Linked DNA regions of Homo sapiens: region 1 is linked to region 2. A link is an interaction called in ENCODE POLR2A ChIA-PET data of the cell type or tissue named here. Cell type or tissue: Panc1. All regions are shown on one strand. Region 1 has its middle 5.3 kb from the start of MIR614. Region 2 overlaps DDX47 (DEAD-box helicase 47).

Region 1 (2,500 bases), 100 kb after region 2:
TGATGTGCCACAGGGCTCTGTCTTTGCATCTGTTTGGATAACGTTTTCATCAATCACTTGGATAAAGATAAAGCACATTTATCAAGTTTTGCACATGACACAAAATTAGGAAAGACTGAATAATAAAACCAGAATACAAATATGTTGCAATAAGCTGGAATGAAGATCCCAAGACAAGAATTTACTTTAATAGATGTAAATGTATTTGTGCTGTCAAAGTAAATTACATAAATACAAATTGGAAAGACTTGGTTTGACAGTAGTTTTTATGAAAAAGACTTGGTAGTTTGAGGTGTCTAGAAAACTGAGAAGGACCAGTGATGAGACAACAGCCAGAAAGTCAAAGCAATCGTAGGCAGCACTGACACATTTGTGAAGTCCAAGTCAAGGCATGTGCTGTTCCCCTGAGGTACCACATCACAGCATAAAATCCACATCTTTGCAGCTCACTCTAATGGAGGAGGAGCTTCTAACAGAGAAGCTATTTTTGGAATTTCATGACCTGCAGAATGGCTGATGGGACTGGAGCTAGTTAATCCGGAGAGGAGGAGATGTTGCAGGGGCATGATCATCACCATCACTAACATTTACTGTGCGCTTACTCCGTGCCAGGCTCTGTTTGAAGTGCTTTATTTATTTGTTTGTTTGTTTATTTATTTATTTTTGAGATGGAGTTTCGCTCTTGTCACTCAGGCTGGAGTGCAGTGTCGCGATCTTGGCTCACTGCAACCTCTGCCTCTCGGGTTCAAGCAATTCTCCTGCCTCAGCCTCTTGAGTAGCTGGGATTACGGGTGCCCGCCACCATGCCTGGCTAATTCTTGTATTTTAGTAGAGACGGGGTTTTACCATATTGGCCAGGCTGGTCTCGAACTCCTGACCTCAGGTGATCCGCCCGCCTCGGCCTCCTAAAGTGCTGGGATTACAGGCGTGAGCCACTGTGCCCGGCCTAAGCACTTTAGATGTATAATATAATTTAATATGTATAAAAACCTCATGCGTTATTACTTTTTTTTTTTGAGATGGAGTTTAGCTCTTGTTGCCCAGGCTGGAGTGCAATGGCGTGATCTCGGCTCACCGCAACCTCCGCCTCCCAGGTTCAAGCAATTCTCCTACCTCAGCCTCCCGAGTAGCTGGGATTACAGGCATGCGCCACCACGCCTGGCTAATTTTGTATTTTTAGTAGAGACGGGGTTTTTTCCGTATTGGTCAGGCTGGTCTCGAACTCCTGACCTCAGGTGATCCGCCCACCCCGGCCTCCCAAAGTGCTGGGATTACAGGCGTGAGCCACCGCGCCTGGCTGGGGTTATTACTATTGTTATCCCTTTTTTATTTAACACCTGCAGACACTGAAGCACCCAGGGGCTAGGTAACACCGAAGGCAACACAGCTGTCAAGTGATTGACTGGGAGCCAGGGTGGGGTGGGGTGCCTCCAGATTTCTTATCCATAACTCCCTGCTGCCTCCCAACCGTCTTTAATAACGATTGCCTAACAGGTGGCTCTGTGGTTAGAAATTTTAGGCAAGCAGATTCCAGAAGAGCTTCCTGCAAAATAGCGGGTCCTCTCTTGGCTGGTGATGTTTAAGCTCAATGAACTAATCAGTTCAATGCTATTCAAATAGCATGCGCTCCATTCCTAAGGCAACTTGCATTCTAAAGCAAAGTTATGAAGCAGAGAATTGTCTTGTAACACACAACTACCAATGACATCCAATAATAACACTTATTAAAAGGTGAGGACACATCCTCCAGCTCTGCTGGGGACAATGTGGGGAATTCTGTCTGGAGCAAGGCCTTCGATAAGCTTGAGGCAGCTTGTAACTCTTAGCGTTTAGACTTTCACTGGCTGAGTTGTTATTCTTCATATTTGAATCTAAGAGCCATGGAGAGTTCTTAGATTGTTAGTTTTCCTGGACAGTTTTCTTTCCCTATACCTCCAACCCAAACACTTCCTTTGCCCTTCAGGTGAAAATGGAAATGCTCTTCACTCTTGGGATGGGCCCTCACCTTTTAGTAAGTGTTATGGTTGGGTGTCGATTAAAATTAAGGGGGCTGTGTGTTGCAGGACTACTCCCTTGTTCAGAGCCTTGCTTTAGAATGGGAGCTGCCACGGGAACAGAGCTCATGCTATGTTAATATGACTTTATTGCGGACACGGTGATGATCTAAAATCCTTTGCAAAGGCACTTGAATTTTGTAAACACCACTGTGTTCTCCCACTCCAGATACATGTAGTCAATGTCTGAACTATTGCTTGATTTCGTTCTTTAGACAAAAACTACTGTCTTTTTAAGAAAAAAAAAAAAAAAAAAAAAAAAAAACAAAAAAACAAAAAACTACTCCACGTTGTCTTTGAGGGTGATTAATTGCATAAGAAAGAACCCCATGATTCGTGTTACTCAGCAGAATCAAAAAGGCTTGTGCATTGTACTTGGGTAGCATGAGTTTAGTCATCTGAATCACAAACCCATGACCTCTGGATACTTGGGAGCCAGAATGAGG
Region 2 (2,500 bases):
TGGAAAACACTGATGTTAATGAAAAGAAGGCTAAAGAATAGAATTCACTAGGATACACTGTATGTTAGTCCTTTTTCACACTGCTGATACAGACACACCCGAGACTGGGAAGAAAAAGAGGTTTAATTGGACTTACAGTTCTGTGTGTGGCTGTGGAGGCCCCAGAATCATGGCAGGAGGCGAAAGGCACTTATTACGTGGTGGCGGCAAGAGAAAATGAGAGACATGCAAAAGCAGAAACCCCTGATAAAACCATCAGATCTCATGAGATTTATTCACTACCATGAGAACAGTATTGGGGAAACCACCTCCATGATTCAAATTATCTCCCACTGGGTCCTTCCCACAACATGTGGAAATTATGGGAGTACGACTCAAGATGAGATTGGGTGGGGACACAGCCAAACCATATCACACTGTTGTCTGATCTGGCATGGCAGATCCTGGTTTAACTGATTAATGTTTAAGAGGTGGATCTTACAGGTCTGTTCTACTTGATCAGTGACATTGAACGCCACTGATCACTCTTCTTTCTTGAAGCTGCCTTCCTCCTTAATTTCAAGACAGCATTTTCTTCTGTCTTTCTAGCTGTTCTTTCTCAGTCTCTTCTTCTGGTTCTTTTCCCTTTGCCTTACAATATTGATTCTGTCTTTACCCTTTTTTCTTACTCTGAAATACTACATAACATTTCTCATTCAGTCCTCAAGCTTAAACCCTGTCTGCATCAGTGAGTCTGTATTCTTCAGAATCATCTATGGAGCTTTTTTTTTTTTTTTAAATAGAGATTTCTAGGTCCCAGCCAAGACCTACTGAATCAGAATTTCCAGGCATGGGACCGGGCATATATATATATGTAAGTCTCATCGATTATTCTGAAGCATCTGCCCCTGAGGAAGTACCAGTGGTAGGATACTCATGGCTCCCATGTCTGTTCTAACCCCCACTTTTTTCCTGAGCTCCAAACAAGTATGTCCAGCTGGTTTTTAGACATACCTCCAAATAATTATGCCCAACTGGTTTTTAGACATATCTCTAAACAAGTATGTCCAACTGGTTTTTAGACATATCTCTTTGAGTTTACTATAGGAATCTTAAGTTCCAAGTTCCCTGTGTGGAAACCAAAGTCCTTATTTTCCTCACCAGGACTAATTTTTCTGTTGCCTATATTGCAGTTTTTGGCTTTTGAGTGTCCCGTACTAAAAATGTGTGAGTCACCCACATTTCCTTTTGTTAGTTTCTGAATCTCATTCCTGTGCTCATTCCTGGCCTCAGTTCAGGCCACCATCATATCTCCCCTGAATTACATCCAATGTCCCAGTTAAGCCTTTGTTTTCCCTGTTCTGGTCATTTAAGTCATTTCTGATTGTAAGTCATGTTCAGGTTATGTCAGGGAAAAGAGATTTGTTTATTGTAGGATTATCTTCTAGGTAAAGAAAACTTCTCAGCAGTTACACAGTCAGAACAGGGGCAGCAACTGTAGGGGTCATGATTTAATAGGGAGCATTCTCACTGGCCACTGTGGTAGTGCATAGCTACCTCATGGGCTACAGCCAGCTCGGAGATAGTGATCTCAACTCAGGAGTTAATTTCCAAGTCTTATGAGTTGTGGCTTGAGTGGTGATAGCAAACAGTGGTGACCTGTTCTTAAAGAATTACTTAGAGCATTCTTCCCTCAGAAGGAGCAGTAACTGGCATGCACTGTTAAGTTCCTTGGCTCCTCCTTATGCCATCAGGTCTAGAGTTTATCTTCCTAAACAGTAATATTGATCATGATATTCCCTGTTTAAAATCCTTTAATTCTTTCTTATAGGAAAACATCAAAACTCTAGCCTCATTCTTCCCTCTTTCTCCCTTAACACTTCTGTGTTCCAGCCACATTGTACTTCTCAGCCTAACTATGCATGCTATGTTCTTTTTATTTTTTGAGATGGAGTTTCGCTCTTGTTGCCCAGGCTGGAGTGCAGTGGCACGATCTCCGCTCACCGCTGCCGCAACCTCCGCCTCCCGGGTTCAAGCAATACTCCTGCCTCAGCCTTCCGAGTAGCTGGGATTACAGGCATGCACCACCATGCCCGCCTAATTTTGTATTTTTAGTAGAGACAGGGTTTTTCCTTGTTGGTCAGACTGGTCTCGAACTCCCAACCTCAGGTGATCTGCCTGGCTCGGCCTCCCAAACTGCTGGGGTTACAGGCGTGAGCTACCATGCCCAGCCAGCATGCTATGTTCTCTAAAGCCTTAATTCTCTTTCCTCTTACAGGAATATCCTTTCTTCCCTTCTTTGCTTACTTCCAGTTTTAACTCACTTATCACCTCTGTTAGCCTTTTCTGACTCTTCTGGGCAGTAGTTACTTTTCCTTGTGTTCTCGCTGTATTTTGCAGGGGCTTATATTAAAACTCTTATCACATTATAATGCATTTGTATATTTGTCTGTCTCACCACTGGGTTTTGAGCTTATCTAAGAGAGAGGCCATGTCTTTTCTGTTTATTCAACTTTCCTCT

Evidence for each region. ChIA-PET counts read pairs that join two places held together with the same protein. Peaks named below come from ENCODE experiments on the same cell type or tissue, not always from the same donor. Only the 100,000 strongest peaks of a DNase experiment are listed, where the experiment ranks them.
Region 1: POLR2A ChIA-PET joins it to region 2 with 5 read pairs; 5 of 35 experiments call an interaction of 5 or more read pairs at or near these places.

The regions. Positions count from the first base shown.
Region 1 is chr12:12,919,846-12,922,345 of GRCh38, forward strand. No RefSeq gene overlaps it. Among named protein-coding and RNA genes, the nearest start is that of MIR614, 5.3 kb to the left of the region's middle. RefSeq lists enhancers at 1,114-1,258, 2,351-2,495 and cis regulatory regions at 1,186, 2,343-2,430, 2,423. In Panc1, no CTCF peak of the experiment used is centred here; no DNase peak of the experiment used is centred here; H3K27ac peaks cover 1,209 bases.
Region 2 is chr12:12,818,589-12,821,088 of GRCh38, forward strand. The region is part of intron 2 of DDX47 (DEAD-box helicase 47); the gene reads left to right. Among named protein-coding and RNA genes, the nearest start is that of DDX47, 6.5 kb to the left of the region's middle. In Panc1, no CTCF peak of the experiment used is centred here; a DNase peak (open chromatin) is centred at 1,561; H3K27ac peaks cover 2,500 bases.